3 separate regions of the Homo sapiens genome follow, and regions 1 and 3 are each linked to region 2. The links are chromatin loops, found by intact Hi-C in ENCODE. Cell type or tissue: heart right ventricle. All regions are shown on one strand. Links, peaks and the distances in the headings refer to the core of each region. The heading gives the core; the rest is flanking DNA.

Region 1 (5,919 bases), core at 268-5,267, 49 kb after region 2:
CCCCTGTGGTCGCAGCTACTCAGGAGGCTGAAGTAGGAGGATTGTTTGAGCCCCAGGGGTCAAGGCTGCCATGGGCTGTGATCGGGCCACTGCACTCCTGCCTTTCCCATCTGTCTCAAATGGGAGATGCTGTCTCAAACAAAAAGAAATGCTAGTACCAGACAGGTAAGGTTATTAAGATTAATTAAGATACTGCCTGGATGTCCTTAGCGCAGAGCCTGAAACTAATAAAACCTGGATAACCCTTAACTGTAATTGTTCTGAAGCAGCACTCACAGGAAATTCTGAGTCCATCACCAACCAGCATTTGTTAAGAAGGAGCAGCTGCCCAAAGGAAGTCAGCTTAAGAAGTCATAAATAATTCTGATAGAGCACAGGCAGTTTAGCAAGTGGCTTTCTCTTCACTGGGGATTGGGTTGTTGTTGTTGTTGTTGTTTTGTGTGGAATTTTGCTCTGTCGCCTAGGCTTGAGCCCAGTGCCGCAATCTCTGCTCACTGCAACCTCCACCTCCTGAGTTCAAGCAATTCTCCTGCCTCAGCCTCCTCCCAAGTAGGTGGGACTACAGGCGGGTGCCACCACGCCCGGCTATTTTTTACATTTTTAGTAGAGATTGGGTTTCACCATGTTGGCCAGGCTGATCTTGAACTCCTGACCTGAGGTGATCTACCTGCTTCAGCCTCCCAAAGTGTTGGGATTACAGGTGTGAGCCACTGCGCCTGGCCAGGGGATAGGTTTAAATTGTGTCAACATACCTGTCTTTGATCTAAGTTCAGGCCAACTTCCATTCCTCAATATTTTGTGGCTGTCACAGACCTGAGACTGACATTCCAGTTTCCGGAGCCTTTGTTCCACTCCAAAATCAGAGTTCAAAGGTTAATTTCATCAAATTCTATGTGGATGCCTTCAAAGAGTATGTCTATGCGCACAAAGAAGCCGGCCATATGCTTATGAGCATTAAATGAGTTAATATATGTGAAACAATTATAATAATGACTGGCACATAGCAATAACTCCATAAACATTTTCTGGTGCTGCTGTCGTTGTTATTGTTATCCTCCATTTGTTCAAAAAGAATGTATCAAGTGCCTGTAGATGTTCTGGGCACAAGATATACAAAGGTGAACTGAACAGACCAGATCTCTGCCTTTATGGAGCTTAGCATGTATGTGTCCATACTTGGGAGGGGGAGTGTTTAGTTCACAAAATAAACAAAGTTCTGTAAGTTGAGCAGAACAGTGAACGGCTGTGCTACCTAGATGGGTGGTAATAGACTACATTCTTGGTGAGGACAGGCCGATCTCTCTTGTTCGACACTGTTGCTCCAGCATCTTGTGAAAGCCATAGTGGGTACCTGATTTATGTTGGTTGACTAAATAAATAAATGGGTGACTTTCTGAGAGGGAGCACAGTTAAATCCGGCACAACAGGTTTTGGGTTTAGGTGGTGTGTGCAGATATGATGTAAGGTATGTAGTTTGCAGGTTCTGTTTATGTGGCAGAGTCGGCGTCAGAGTATACGTGGGTGGACGTGGGGAAGAGAATGAGGTTATGAAAGCACAGATGTACATAAGTAAAGTCTGCATACATCTGAGGTAACATGAAAAGCAAAGTCTTTGGTTGTGTGATTTTTGAAGTAAATCTGGGCTTAGGTGTGAATCTAAGTGTCGGTTCCGACTGAGGTAAACCTGGACTTGTGTCAGTGTGTGAGATTAAAATCTGGGGTTTGTTGTATGAGGGACAGAGCATCAATGAAGAGTGCTTTGCAAGGCAAAACCTAAGAATGTGTGTGTGTGTGTGTGTGTGTGTGTGTGATCTGAAATGAGGCAAATTAGGGGTGGTAAAAAGCAAACTAGGATATTATATAGAAGCTAAGAAAGGGCTTATGTGAGCCAAAGGGCTTTTGTGACTCTCAATGAAGTAAGAGGGCTTCTCTCTCAGTGTGTGTTTGTGTTGTGTGTGTAAGCCAATTCAGGACTTCATGTGAGAGTGTGGGTTTGCAAGGCAGATTCTAGAACTGGGTGTAGTTATGAGTGTCATCCTAAAGATCAGGATGAGGCAAGTCCGGGGTTCCGGGTAGGATTGTGAGTCTGTCGTAAATTTGAGTTTGTATGTGTTAGTTGTAAATCAGGACTTGGCTTTGAGATGAATCCACCTGGGTCAGCTGGGTTTTTGTGCACGAGGGACGTCAGAAAGCTTTGTGTTTGTGAGGCAAACTAGGGAGTTAGTGTGGGTGAAGCAGTCAAGTGCTGGAGTGTGAACATTTCTAAGACGTCTAAATTGCGCGAAAGTGTGTGAGGCAAGGCTGTTGCGCGAGCGGGCAGTGTGCGCCTGTGTGTGCGTGTGCGCGCGCGCCAAGTTTGGTTTGTGATTGTGATGGGCACCGACGCTGCGTCAGCCCGGGAGGCCACGTTAGGGTTGGGGGTGCGTGAGGAGGTGCGGCCGGGCGAGAGGTCCAGCGAGTGAGCCAAGCGCGGCGCTACTCTGGGCCCCTGCTCCGCGCGCTAGCTGGCTGTGTGGCTCGCTGGCTCGCTAGGGACAAGCAGGAATCGGAGCAGCACTGCCGCCTCTGGCGCGAAGGCTCAGGCGCCTCCTCCCGCCACAGTCACTGTGGCTCGGCGCACGCTGCCGGCGGCTGCCCTTTCCGCCTCTGGGGAAGAAAAACCCGCGGGCCGCTTTCGTGCTTGAACCATGGCCTCGGGCCGGAGGGGCTGGGACAGCTCCCACGAAGACGATCTGCCCGTGTACCTGGCCAGGCCGGGCACCACGGACCAGGTCCCGCGGCAGAAATACGGCGGCATGTTCTGCAACGTGGAGGGCGCCTTCGAGAGCAAGACGCTGGATTTCGATGCCCTCAGCGTGGGGCAGCGGGGCGCGAAGACTCCTCGGAGCGGCCAGGGCAGCGACCGAGGATCGGGGAGTCGGCCCGGGATCGAGGGGGACACCCCGCGCAGGGGCCAAGGCCGGGAAGAGAGCAGGGAGCCCGCGCCCGCCTCCCCCGCCCCCGCCGGGGTAGAGATCCGGAGCGCCACCGGCAAAGAGGTGTTGCAGAACCTCGGCCCCAAGGACAAGGTAAGGGGGCCCCGGGTCACTTCCCTCCTTGCCTTCGTTCCTTTCTCCAGCCCTGGCCGCCATGGCCCGGGCACAACTTTCTCCAGCTCACTTTGCACGGGGCTGGGGGACAAGGAGGAGGAAAGGGTCATCCTCCACTGAGCGTAGCGCGACTTCCTAGCCCAGACCCTGGATTCGCGCGTGTCGCCACTTGCAGCATCTTCGTGCAAGCGCGGAAGGGATGCCCGGGTTCCCCTGCCTGGAGCCGCGTCCTTTGCCCCTGCCTCCTCGCCGCACTCCTGGGCCATCCGGTCTGGGTGGGTGTGTCAGCCCGGGAAGGCTTAGTGATTTCCAGCTCTTCTCTCTAGTAGCCAACAGCACAATTGTCTTGCCCCCCTCTGGCCCTAGATTAAATCTCAACCCGGGTCACCACGGCAGAGGGCAAAGTGATGCTGGGAATATGGGGGTCATCTCCATAGTGCCCGGATGAAAGTACTGGAGGGGCGGTCTCCCCTCTCAGTCTTCAAACATCAGCTCTGTCCCTGAAACTTTTGGGTGTGGAGCCTCTAGACTAAACACGCGAATCTCTCTCTATGCCTCGCTTGTGTCTTAGCACGGCATTTCACATCTGTGTTTGTAAAGAGTGTATTTGTGTACATAGCTTGGCACAAGACTGGGTATTACAGGGGTCCAGCTGCCTCTGCAAGAATAGCATTATATTTTAGAAAATAGACGAGAGTATTAAGAGTGCACATTAAACTAGCATGAGATGCAAATTCCCTGCTGCTCTTAAATGTGCCAAAGCCAATTTCTTCTGTATGTGTATTTTTGAGAAACTTATGTCACACTGAACTGACTGAAGGGATGGCATTGAAATCTAGCTTGCCCTGATTTATGTGTCTATTTCACAGAGACTCAGAGATGTAGTTCAGAAAATGCAGGGCCTGGCAGGGCTGGAGACTTCAGAGTTCAAACTGAAGCTTTCAGTTGGGGAATAATAATAATCAGATGCCCTCACCCTTGTCTAGGTAATGGCCGCAAAATCCATCCGCATGTATTATTCTGCACTAATATGGTTAGGAATAACAACCTGAAATGGAAATGTCTGCCTCAGAGCAATTACAGTTAATGCTTATTCAGGTTTTAGTTGTTTTTCCATTAAAATGCAATGAGCTAGTGAAAGAACAGCATCTCTGTTCACTGTTTGATTTTTGAAAGTTTAGACAAACCAACCAACCAACCTTTGACTACTAAGACCACCAGGGAAAATAAGTGCTGAAGTTAGTGCTGTTCAAGGGTACCACTTGGAAAACAATGTCGGCTTCCTCTGAAATCATTCATTTAGTTTGTGATTTTCACATCATCCTTTTAGTGCGTGATTCCCCTAAGCCCTTGCTTACCAACGTTTTAGGGAAAACTTCTGATATTTTGCAAATGTTTTGGTTGATATCTAAACTGAAGAAGAACCCTATAGAAAGGTTATTCCTTTCTTCATGTCTGACTTGTCCATATTGAAATGTTCCCTTCCTGACTGGAACGGGCGGGAGTAGTGATGGAAAAGGTCGGTAACAATTGCTGTGAGTCAGTGCTATTCCCTTTGCTGAAACACCCCTGATGTAAGCCAGATAATATGCTGGGTTTGCAAGATTTAAGAATGGTAACTAGAGAAAGGGAAAATATTCCTCCTTTAAACCTAGCAATTCTCCCGTTTTCCTCCCTTTTGCAAACCCTATACTTTTGGCTACTAATTGAGAAATAATAATACAACCTAGGCATCAGCAGGATTTCTAGTGCTACATAGTCATTTGTAAGTTTGGGCTTGCCATCTGCTTCATCCAGGCCATGTTATTATCTCTAATTTGGTTGAATCACACTGTTAGAAGAGACCACGGAGGTTATCAAGTTCTGAACTTGTTGTTTATTTCCTTGAGGGTAGAGATTGTGTATTTGGATTTATCTATGTGGCTAGAATGCTTGGCACATTGGAGGTGCTCAATAAATGTTTGATACACTAAACCTCCTTAATTAAACCATCTGTTTTGCCACATAGCTGGCAAAATGATCATCTGGCCTCTGCTTAAATACAACCATTGTCAGGGAGCTCACTACCTCATGAAGCAACTTTTTGGACAACTTTACTTAAAAAAAAAAAAAAATTAAGCCCAAATCTACCTACCTGTAGTTTCTACAAATTATTCTTAGTTCTGACCTTTGGAAATATAAGGGTAAATATATTTCCTTATTATGAGACATTTTAATGATTTTTAGGTATGTGCACTCTTGTATCTGTCAGAAAAGGCTGGGTGATGCCATAGTAACAAACAACCCCCAACTCTCAGCAGCTTAATAAAAAACATAACAACATATTTCTTGCTCCTATTTGTCCAGTGTGAGTCAACAGGGAAGCTCTATTCATTATTGTGCCTAACTTGATGGAGGCTCCATCTCTACACATCTGTGTATAGTATGTGGCAAATTGTATACACACTTAATTCCTTGCTGAAGTAATGAACATGATGTGTGCTCACATTTCATTGGCCGAAAACCATGTCTATACTCAGCTTCAAAGCAACTGGTGGAATACAATCTTGCCATGATCCTGTAAGACTAGAAATATTTGGCAAATAGCTCTAATATCTCTCCCAGATCTAGAGATGAATTAATGGAGTGAAATCTGTCCCAACCTTTACTAGTTATATGACTGTAAGCATGTAACTTAGCCTCTGGGTACCTCAGTTTTCTCCTGTACAAAATAAGGATAATGGTGACTACTTTGCACAGTAGTATTCAGTACATATTAGTTATTACTATTACTCTTCAATTTTAATGCCCGTTACATGTATGAGGGCAATTATCTCATTCTCCCTAAATT
Region 2 (5,919 bases), core at 622-5,621:
CACTTTGGGAAGCCAAGGTGGGCAGATCATTTGAGGTGAGAAGTTCGAGACCAGCCTGACCAACATGGTGAAACCCTGTCTCTACTAAAAATACAAAAAAAATTAGCCAGGTGTGTTGGCGCATGCCTGTAATCTCAGCCACTGGGGAGCCTGAAGCAGGAGAATCTCTTGAACCCTGGAGGTGGAGGTTGCAGTGAGCCGAGATCGCACCACTGCACTCCAGCGTGGGCAACAAAGCAAGACTCCGTCTTAAAAAATAAAAATAAATAAAGTATACTCAAATTATTCTAAAAAGTATTTGGGTAATCTCATATTAATTTAAATTAACACTAAACCATATGTCTCCAACACACACACACACACACACACACACACACACGCACGCATACACAATTATTACATAAAATCAGGAATCTGAGAGAAAGGTGACTAGATCACAACAAAGAAACTCTCCATCCTCTCCCCTACTCTATTGCTGTGGGTATGCAGAGAAGGATTTGCTGCCCTTACCCTAAGAAGCTGGAGACTATGTTAGGCTCCATGGGAATAAACAAGGAAATTGCAACAAAGTGAATTACATACAACTACCAAAAAATCTCAGTAAAGGAAAGCATTTGCTCATTAAATATCTGGACATGTAAATCTCAGAAATTTTATCTTGGCCTGATGTGGGCAATAAATTAAACTATATTAGTTCACTTTCTTTCTTTCTTTCTTTCTTTCTTTCTTTCTTTCTTTCTTTCTTTCTTTCTTTCTTTCTTTCTTTCTTTTTTTTTTTTTTGCCTAGTTACAACTCTCTACCCCCAAGCTGAGCCCACCCAGGGTGATTCTTCAAGAGAATATAATTGGGGAATTTTGGTCTCAGTGTGAGGCCTTCAGAACTTAATCACAGGAGTCCAGAATCAAACAGCCCTTAAAAAGCAGTTCTTTCAGTTTTTATACAAAGAACTTCCTGGAACACAAGGAAGCATCATACTGGCTCAGCCCAGCATCTACTCCCCCTCACAGAACTAGACTGACTATCCTTGTCTCAGGTGGCTCCTCAGGCAGTGGGCGAGTCCTTTCTATCAGTCCTTTCTCTCATGGTTCCCTCTGTTCCTACCTTTGAAAGAGAAGCCAAGCTGAGTGATTAAGAGTCTGCCCTTGTAAGAAAAGGAGTTGGGAATTACAAGATGATGTAGCTGGCAACTTCCCTAGCTGAAAAGAGAAACACGCAAGTCTAATTTTTATGCTCTTCTGCTTTTGAATCACAGTTTTTTAAAAAATCAAATAATAATAATATGTCAAGGAAAAAGCAAGGTCCCACCAGACTCCTGGAAAGGAGCCTTTGTGTTGAGTAGGGAAATGTATGTGAACACATGAATTAGAGAAGCCAAGAATTTAGAAAGGGAAGGAATGTGGAGGGATCCAGAGGGGAATACTGTGTCTAGGAGGGAAAAGAAGTTGAAACCAGCAAGATGGGGAGGCAATGGAAAGGAGGATTGGGAGAGAGAGAGACAGTGTGTGTCTGGCGCTTAGACAGAAAAAAAAAATAGAAAAAGAACAGAAATAAGAAAAGTAGATTTCTCGAAGTTTGGACATATATTTGAGATGTTCATGTATTTGTAAAAGAAACGAATCAGCCTTCAAGCTGCTGTAGGGTGGGCAGAGACAGCTAGGGGATCCCGTCCATTAGGGTTATAGTTCTTTTTTTATTTAATGCTTTGAAAAGGCAAAATAGATCAATTTACCTGTCTAAATTCAGTACCTTGGACTTCTTTAGCAAATAAGCTATTTAGTGAGCTTTCTTTCCTGTTCTGATGGCAGATTTTTTCTTCTGCTGGAGTGACAGGGGAGAATAGGGGATATGAGATAGAATTATTCTTTCCTCAACTAGTCTTTCTATCATGACTGGATTTCAGTTCAGCTATACTTTAATAAACCCATATTTTGAGCTTAGCATGTTCAGATGTTTATGATTTCTTTTTCTATATGTAAAAGAACAAAGATTAAGAGGTTTAGAAACTTACCCCAAGTTCCATGGCCAAAATGTGAAGACATGTTTTGATTCCTGGATGGGAGTTCTTTCCACCACAGCTGTCACCTGTGTATTTCTCAAAGTGTGGTCCGCAGATCAACAGCATCCACATCCTCAGAGAGCACAGTAGGAATACAGCATCCTAAGTCCTACCCCAGACCTCCTGAATCAGAATCTGCATGTTAAGCAGGCCCCCAGGTGGTTCATAAGCACGTTTTGGTTTGGGAAGCTGGCATTCCATCATACTGCCTTCTCCAGCTAGAGGGCATTCCTCTCTAGCCACAGCTTTATTCTGGCTATGAAATAGCTGAGAAAAGCTCTGTGTGAACTTGAAAAAAATCTATGCCATTAAGACACTATAGAGGATACAAAGCAAGCCAGAGAACAGAGGGTACAGAATAATTCTATTTTAAAATATATATTTTTGAGACGGGATCTCATTCTGTCACCCAGGCTGGAGTGCAGTGGCACAATCATGGCTCACTGCAGCCTCAACCTTCAAGGCTCAATCAATCCTCTTACCTCAGCCTCCCGGGTAGCTGGGACCACAGATGTGCACCACCATGCCCGGCTAATTTTTGTATTTTTTTAGAGACCAGGTTTTGCCATGTTGCCCGAGTTAGTCTCAAATTCCTAGACCCAAGTGATCCACCTGCCTCAGCTTCCCAAAGTGTTACAATAAATTATATATATAATAGGTATATATATCCATGCAGAAAATAAAGGCTAGAAAGATTTAGGAGAAAATGTTGTCTCTGGTGATGCGATGATAGGCAATCTTGTCTCCTTACTTTTTTTTTCATTGTTCTAGTTTTCTTTTAGAAACACCTGTTAATTTTGAAAAGTTAGGTTTTCTACAGTAATCTTTACTAAATTTGGCTTGCTAAGGGGTGAGAAAAGTAATGCATGAGAAATCTGGGAATTGGCATGAGTGATCCCAATAGAATGCCACTACTGAGGTTTTCTTGGATATTAATGGGCACATAGGGTTCACCGTGTTTATCAGCCTCCTGCACCTACTCTACTCATGTCCAGGGAGGGGTTCATTCTTCTGGCCCCCAGGGGGCAGTCCTCCATAAGTTTACAAAAGCCTACTCTTTTTCCCCCACAGTGTGAATAATCAGGCATCATATTGGCCACAACTCAGCTACACCAAGGTCTGAGAGATTCTGGGCACTTTAACAACAACAGCAAAATACTATAGACACCGAGAGATAATATTTTATAAACAGAGGCAAAATCCCCAAATAAACAGAAAAGAAACAGAACACAAACCACCCACATTGCTCAGCCATAGCACCAAAAGATTTCCATCTACAAGAACATTCTTGTGTTTGGGGAGGGAGGGCAAAGGTGGGAAGGATATACACAACAAAGACATTAGACACAAGGTTCAGATTGCTAAGGTCCGCTTCTATTAATACCTCCTACTATCTGTTAAACCTTGGGCAAGTCACTTAACTGTTCTGCTCCTCTATTTCATCCATTGTCACTTTCTCAATCTGCAGCCTTGAAGATTTTCTGAGTGCTTTAAAAACTGTGAAGTGTGCAAAGATAAGCTTCTTTGCTGTGCTGGTTGCTCAACATTTTCCCTCTGGATCCATTCTAACCCCTTCTCTGAGTTAGTCTGTGCCTTGAGATGCTGATGTTTTTGGATTGTGTCATACAGGCTCTCTGGCCCATTGGCATCTGTTGGGAAGTAACAATTAAGAGATTAGAGAACAGGAGAAGACAGAGGTAGACACTTCCTTGCCAGATACCTATGTTATCTTAAAGAAGCCCCAGAAGAATAGCACTACCAACTTATTACGCAACGCTGACGGCTAAAAGGCATGCTTGAGATTTTACAGTTGTTTTGTGCTAATTATTAAATGTCAGGTTTTCTTATTCACCTTGTTGCCAAACACTGAATAAACCTCAGAATGTTAGAATAGGGTGCAATTTGGGGTATTAGCTTAGTAGTTTCCAAACTACAGTGACAGTCATCTGGTATCCAAAGAACGGTGGAACAGAACACCAAGTGTGTGTGCTTGTCTGCGGCATTGCCTGCAGGTGGAATAAATCATGTGTCACATACAGAAACTCCCTATTATTTTCCAAGTATATGTAAATGGACTTACAACAAAATGCAAGGTCTTAGAAAGGCACGACAGAATTCATGGGGGCTTGTAACTCATTGCATAATTTTTCAATAAGCAGTAATTAAAAGGGCCGTTTTTTAATCTACAAATTTTGGAAACAACTAGGTTCACTTCTAATGAAATCAAACTTTTTATTGTTTTTGTTCATCATTTCAGGTAAATTATTTTCCCTTCCTTTGATTCATTCAACAAAAACTAAGTGAGATCCTCATATATGTTTAGCATTGAGCTAAACATTTGTATTTCTTCCAAAAGTGAAAAAAAAAAATCAACTCATGGACCTTATGTTCTAATGACAAAGGAGTTCATCATACAAATTATTACACAAATATTTGCTTAAATTAAATTTGTGACAAATGCTACGAATCGAAGTTATAGGCTGAGAATGTAGATATACTAGGGGACATAGCCCATTCTAAAGTGTTAGTCAATAAGAAAGAGATACAATATTGAAGTTGAGACTTAATAATACCACTGAAGGAAGCCACTTTGCCATAATTTGTTCTTCACTAAGCCAGTGGACACCACCCAGGACTTCAACAAGTGTCTCCTGCAGCTGGTGTTATGCAAACTGCTCAGTAACTTCCCAATGTCTTGCTCTTGAACTTAGGCAAGAAAGAACTCTAAAATGAGCATCTTAAAATTGTCAATATATTCCTTTCAACTCTTGTTAAAACTGGGCATTTTGCTTCTTGCCATGCATGTATTTTTCAAGATGCTAATCTTAAGGCCCTTCATGGGCTGTGCATGGTGGCTCACGCCTGTAATCCCAGCACTTTGGGAGGCTGAGGGGAGCAGATCACCTGAGGTCGGGAATTTGAGACCAGTCTGACCAACATGGAGAAACTCTGTCTCTACTAAAAATACAAAAGCCGGTCATGGTGGCACTCGCCTGTAATCCCAGCTACTTGGGAGGCTGAGGCAGGAGAATTGCTTGAACCTGGGAGGCAGAGGTTGCAGTGAGCCGAGATCGTGCCATTGCACTCCAGTCTGGGCAAAAAAAAAAAAAAAAGTCCCTTCGTGCTAGATTGTAACAGAGGATGGTGAAGTAGAAGTTTCATTATGATGAGTAGTATTTTTCCTTACTATTGGAAAATTAACCCAGAGTGGATGAAATGTGAATGTATTTGCTTAGTTTATCTTTAAAAATACTCTGGACTATATTTGAATAAATTTATTAGTCTTTGATTCTTAGAATGTTTTTTCAGATTTTAAGTGTGTATATATATACATATATATAGTGTTGTGTTTATATATACGTGTGTATATATATACACATATATAGTGTTGTGTATATATATACAAGTGTATATATATGTATGTGTGTGTGTGTGTGTGTGTGTGTATATATATATATATATATAGAGAGAGAGAGAGAGAGAGAGAGTTGATTCAGAACCCAGTTTTAGCATGTGCTGTGGATAAGGTGATTTTAAGAGGTCAGATTGGGGGAAGGGAGCTCTTATTTTCTAAAATTATGGTTGTCAAGGCTACAAAGTTGAATTAAACTTACTTTGCAAAATCCTTGAAATCTTCTAATGTTTGAGGAAAAGAAAACTTTATGCATATCATATAAAGTAAATCAATATCAGCAAGGACCTTGGCAATACCCTAATGAGCCCTAAGTGAATGTAATCATGGAAACAGTAGAGAAGTGGTAAAATAAGACTCAGCCATTGCAAAATCCCTTGGCAATTGTTGAGTGAGGGCTGTACATAAAGCAAAGCCCACACTGGAAAACTGAGGGAGGGTTGCTTAATT
Region 3 (5,919 bases), core at 268-5,267, 330 kb after region 2:
AATAATATTGCCAATATCGCAGGGGTTGTACACCCCGCGTGAGATTGTCTTTAATATTCAAAGGCGGAGGGGATGCTATTAACTACCAATATCGCAGAAAGTGTACACCCCCCAGGGATATTGTTCCTATGATCCAGGAGAGAAGAGGGTAATACCTTAAATATCACAGAAGTGGTACACGCGTCCAGGGATATTGTTTCTAATTTTAACGTGGAAGACAATGATATGACACCCAATATCACAGGGAGTATAAACACTCCTGTGATATTGTTTATAATATTCAGAGGGGAAGAGGATGATATTACTCCCAATACTGCAGAGGGTGTACACCCGTGTGTGAAATAGTTGGTAATTTCCAGAGGGGGAGATGATATTACTCACAGCATCGTAAACAGGCTGTGAGTCTACCGTGGATTGTAATAGCGGGGTGTGGGGGCGGGGAGAGGAAGGGGTTATTACTCCCCATATGGCGGGGGGTGGCTCACCACCCTGCGATGTGGATCGTAATAGCCAGGGGGGTAGGGGGGACTATTACTCCCCGTAAGGCAGAGGGGTGTCTCACCCCCTTGCCATATGGATCGTAATAGCCGGGGGGTTGGGGGCAGAGGGGGTGCTGTAACCCCCCATATCGCCGGGGGTTGCCTCAGCCCCCTGCGATGTGGATCGTAATAGCCAGTGGGGGAGAGGGTGTCCTATTACTCCCCATATCGCAAGGGGGTGCCTCACCCCATTGTGCAGTGGATCGTAATAGCCGGGGCGGGCGAGGGGGATGCTATTACTCCCCGAATCGCAGGGGTGTGCCTGATGGACCTGCGATGTGGATCATAATAGCCAGGGGTTGGAGAGGGGGTTGCTATTACTCCCCCTATCGCAGGGGTGTGGCTCACCCCCCCGCCATGTAGCCAGGCGTGGAGGAGGGTGGGGTGCTATTACTCCTTATTTCCCAGGGGGGTGCTTCACCCCCTGTGATGTGTATCGTAATATCCAGGGAGGGAAGTGGGGGTGCTATTACTTTCCATATCGCATGGGGGTGCCTCCCCAACTTCCCGGCCCGGGCTCGGATTCCCCTGAAGAGACACGTCCTGCGTCGCCATGGTGGTGGGCATGGGGGTGGCGGGTCGGAGCCTGCTGATCTTAGAAAGGGAAAGGCGAGATTGCCATTAAGACTTCCCTTGGGGTTATGACGGGAGACCAAGACAGTGGTGAGAATTTTACAGGATCCTAACAGGAAAGATCCTTAAAGGACTGTGGTCTGGTAGATTTTTTTTTTCTTTCTTTCCGTTTTATTGCACAGGGAATTGAGGCACAAAGACAGAAAATACTTGCCCAGTGTAGCATAACAGTTAGTGGAGAGAACCTTTGGTAGGCCCAGGTCGCCTGGCTCCCAGCCTCCAAATTTCCCAGGCACCTTTGTTGCCCTTGCTCTCTGTGGGTGGAAGTGGGGGCCGGACGGGGCAGAGATGAAGACCGAAGTGCTGGCGGTTTCTCTGTTCTTATCCATGGCAGGTCTCCATACAGCTCTTTGTAATAATCAACACGATTGAAATAGTTTCTTATTGTTTCCATCTCTAACCCAAGAATCACACACACCTAAGCCTACGCAGATTGGGCACATAGGTTGCCTCTGTCATGGTGACGGTGGGCGGGGTCAATGGAGAGTGTGGGTCTATTCTAGGTGTGGGGTGAGGACAACTTCTTTTCAGCTCCACCTTTCCCTGCCATGTGGGAATGCCAGCTCAGCACTGCTAAATATTCAGATTTTTCAAGAGAAGCTGGAAACGAGAACTTTTGTATTAAATCTTCCTTATTTTTAAACATGGACAGAATTTTTAAATGTGAAACAAAAGGTGGTAAAACAAAGTGTGTCTGTGGCTGACATATCTGTTTCAGATTTCCATTGTTTGATCTATGGAGATGTAAAGTTCCACAGAGTGAAGGAATCATATTGGTTTTGTTTAACATTTTTGGGACCAGATCCTAGGATAGTGCCTGATACACCTGAAATATCCGCTGAACTTGTTGGAGTGCTAGTGGTCGCCTTATGGTCAAGAGCCCCATAATGGATTCAATTAAAAGAATATTACAAGATAACACTATTGTCATCTAGCCCTTTTCCTCTTCTTTCTTTCATTCCCGTCATGGGCTACACACTACCCTAGTATGTTAAAACTTGGAATAATCTTTAACTCTCACTAACTCACTTGTTTACTTTAAATTTGGGGTCCGGATGAAGAGTTTTGCCCTAAGCTGCACAATGTGATGGTGGCAGAGCTGGGTAAAAACGTACCCCCCGTGCTATTGCCCTATCACCTTCTGTTGTTGCCAACGCCTTATGAAAAACCTGAGAGAGGATTAGATACTATGAATGAACATTTGGTGTTCAATTAGGGGCAAGTTGCAAAAGAGGGCTAAACACAACCAAGTTTAGGAAAAAAATAGAGTTTTTAAGGAATTCATTTTTGCGAGAGAATTTTCTTTTTAGGCAAAAATCAGGCACCTGGCAAAAAAAAAAAAAAAAAATATATATATATATATATATAGCCTTTGTATAACACTGGGGACTTCACAAAACATTTTGATTATCTTCATGGCATTGGAGATGCACTACAAATTTGTTGGGTCTGTAAGTCTCTTTTTTTCCCCTGGGGAAATAACAATCAAGGAAATTGAAACTGCAAGAAAGTGATCTGAGACTTGAACTGAAGTCTATGGAAAACTCTTTAATTTGGTGTTCTGGTTGGCATGGAGGGCTTTGGAGTCAAGCACTCTTTCATCCAAATGCCAGCTCCACCAATAATATATCTGAGATGTTGGACAAGTCACTTAAAGGCCCTAAACCTCAGTTTTCCATTTTCAGTAAAGGAACCAATGGTCATCTCTATCAGCTTTTGAGATTAATATCAGGATTAATGAAGGATTAAATGAGATTTTATATATATATTGCACTTAAAACAGTGCTAGGCAGCACAGAGTAAACACTCAGAAACTGACAACTGTTAAGGTCATTTTAATTAGCAGGCCACCAGGTTATGCCCAAATACCTCTCATGTCTGTTGTCTAAATCTTTCTTCTGTTGGAATAGTCACTTTGACTTAAAATAAAACTAGCCAGTCATAATGTATTTGTTCATGTAAAGGCACGGCATACCATAGGTTCTATAGAAAAATAGTGATGCTTATTTTGCCTCATATTCATGCTGTCAAATGCAGAACTGTTTCACAGAGCTGATTGTGTTTTTATCTTTTATTTATTCAGTTGTTCATGCTCTCTTGTTGGTGTTCCCATCTTAAACATAGCTAGCTTTTGGGGAAATTCAGAGACTGCCACAAGAAGGGTGCTTGGGAGACTAGACTGCATTCTTGAAACAATCTCTGGAGCCCCCCAGTGGAGAGGGGAATGAAGTAAAGACTAAGCCAGTGAGAAAGTCTTGTCCAGATAGATACACAAAATTTTTTACAATTAAAAAAGTAAATAATGGCTTACAACACAAATTTGAATACCATGCGGTTTCAACTATATCACTGGTGGCTTAAAACTGTATGCTGGGTTCCACTGCATTTAGACAGGGCCTGATACTGTCCAATCCCGGTCACTCTGTCCACCTTTATCTATGATCTGTTCACTCCACTCCAGCCCATCAGCCCTTCTGCTCTTTGCAGATCACACTGAGCTTGTCCCCACCCCAGGACATTTGAGTGGCTCTTACTTATGCATGAATGCAGTTCTAGACTTTTCCTCATTCAGCTGTCTGCTCATATTTCTCCTGCTCAGGAAGACCTCCCCTCAACTCTTCTGATGTTGTTTCCTCACCACTTCCTCCATTCTCCACTGTACACCCTAATTCCTTCCATCATGTCACTCATCATGAGCTATCATTATTTTGCTTGTGTAACAACTTTGCTGTGTTTCTCCTCATTGAGTGCAGCTTCCATGAGGATAAGAACATCTCTCTTGTCCACCATTATATATACAGGACTGAATCCAGTATTTGGCACATTAAATAAATTGCTAACATAATTACATGTTTATTATTTCCATCATTCTTTCCATTGAGTAATTTAGGAGGAAAATATGAAGAAGACACCTTGTACTGCAAAGCAGTAACCATTCACTGGTGAAGTAAACAGACCTTTTACAGTGCTATGTTTAAAGGGAACAAAGAAAAGTTGGAAACTGTTACTGGACCTGAGGATTTTGTGGTTTGGATAGAGGCAGAAACCACAGCCTGAGATTGACAGGTGCCTGGCTGGGAGCCCTCGCAAAGCACTGACCAGATCAGCTATCTCTGCCTCAAAGAGCCAGAAGCCTCAGTAACATTTGATCTGTGTCTTGAAAGATGAATAGAGTGTCACTAGACAGAGAGGAGGGCATTCGAGGTTTGGAGAATGGAGGCATAAAAAGCATAATATCTGGGGAGAGTTATTAGAAGTTTAGTGTGATTGTAGTGTAGGGAGTGTAGTGATGAGGGAAAGATCTTGGAAAACCAAGTCTTCTGTGAAAAAGTTTACAGTTTAAACCATCGCAGCAATAGGAAGCCTTTTAGATGTGTTAGCAGGAAAATAGACCTCATTAGAGTTGAGTTTTAGTAAGATTACTCTGCCCTCTTTACACATGACAAAGCCTTATTTTCTGCTGGCTGGATATGCAAATTACTTTACTAAAAAGATGAGTTATCATAACAAAAAGAAAATTCTCCTTAATTATAAGAAAATAATCAGGTCCTAGCACAATGTCTCATATTTAGGAAATTATCTATTAATTGTTGAATCCAACTCAATGTTCAGTTTTACCTGCTTTGCTCACTTCTACAAATACCATCACATTCAGAGAGTACATACAATAACCTCCTACAGAAGATTTTTCTTTAGATATTATCTTGACAGAGATCATCCATTTTATTTTCCAATTTCATTGAGTGATTGGAGTTTACAGTTTCTAAACAGCCGTTACAAATTCTGTAACCTCAAGTTCATTATCTGTTTAATAACCCATTCCCACAGTTTTGATCATTTGTCTACAGTGGGGAAAACACCATGCTGGGAACTGGAGATACAAAGATAAATAAACCAGTCTTTGCTCTTGAGGAGCAAGCACTCTAGTGAGCTCACAGTACATATCATGCTGCCTTCACTACTAGTCACCCCTGTGAGTTTGACATAATTTAATTGACAGAGAGAGAGGGAAACAACCCTAGGAAGTAATGGGGACATTTTATTTCTAGGGCTGCAAAGAAAAGCTAGAGATAGTATTAAAATATTCCCTATTACATGATTATTAGAAAAATATTATTACCTGAGAAGGAGAAGGAAAGTGGATATGAGTTATGGTTTCTAATATGTGTGCGTGTGTGTGTGTACTCATTTATTCAACTGCATTGAGGTGTGAATAGTTTAATTGCTCCCCAGAAAACTTGCATAGTAGAGCATTGTTGTTGAGCAAAAATAGCGTTAGCATCAAATTGACCCAAGTTTATTTCCTTATTCACCACCTAGAGCTTCATAAGCTGGTGCAAGTCATTTAGACCCTGAGAGTTTTTGTTTCTTAAACTGTATAATATACAGATACTGGTAGAGTACATACTCCTGAAAAGCATTGTGTTGATTAAGTGAGATAATGCAAGAAAGCACTTAGTGTAATGCCTTGAGCAGTATGGGTACCCAATAAGTTTATTAATGTTATTACCAGATGCCTATCTTTTGTACAAAAAGTGTGGAAGTGTTTATCTCACTGCACCCTCATCAGCACTGACTATTTTGAAAGATCATTGCTGAAAGTCATACCTATGACATTAAACAATGTGGATTCTTATTTTAAGGAGATTATCATCAACTAAAAACCTGACAATTTTAATAGGGGGTAACAAGGTCATGATAGCAGAAGTGAGGGTGCTTTGTGAGCACATAAATGAAGTAGCCACTC

What was found. Hi-C counts contacts between places; a loop is a spot of excess contacts. Peaks named below come from ENCODE experiments on the same cell type or tissue, not always from the same donor. Only the 100,000 strongest peaks of a DNase experiment are listed, where the experiment ranks them.
Region 1: it touches region 2 in a loop (3-fold over the local background); 31 of 110 quality-filtered maps call a loop at or near these places.
Region 3: a loop joins it to region 2, with 4 times the contacts of the local background. A loop is called at or near these places in 37 of 110 quality-filtered maps.

What each region holds. Positions count from the first base shown.
Region 1 is chr5:147,506,627-147,512,545 of GRCh38, reverse strand. It overlaps DPYSL3 (dihydropyrimidinase like 3), which reads left to right and starts at 2,478. Exons shown (of 14, transcript NM_001197294.2): 1 at 2,478-3,068. The coding sequence starts at 2,688. In heart right ventricle, for the core only: a CTCF peak has its summit at 2,565; DNase peaks (open chromatin) are centred at 2,535, 3,249 and 3,482; H3K4me3 peaks cover 3,106 bases; H3K27ac peaks cover 3,404 bases; H3K27me3 peaks cover 450 bases.
Region 2 is chr5:147,556,228-147,562,146 of GRCh38, reverse strand. It overlaps JAKMIP2-AS1 (JAKMIP2 antisense RNA 1), which reads right to left and starts at 2,153. Exons shown (of 4, transcript NR_038902.1): 1 at 2,010-2,153. RefSeq lists enhancers at 425-1,354, 5,826-5,919. In heart right ventricle, for the core only: a CTCF peak has its summit at 3,058 (motif pointing right); a DNase peak (open chromatin) is centred at 3,076; H3K27ac peaks cover 1,363 bases.
Region 3 is chr5:147,221,855-147,227,773 of GRCh38, reverse strand. The region is part of intron 1 of STK32A-AS1 (STK32A antisense RNA 1); the gene reads left to right. Among named protein-coding and RNA genes, the nearest start is that of STK32A-AS1, 10 kb to the left of the region's middle. In heart right ventricle, for the core only: a CTCF peak has its summit at 3,378 (motif pointing left); no DNase peak of the experiment used is centred there.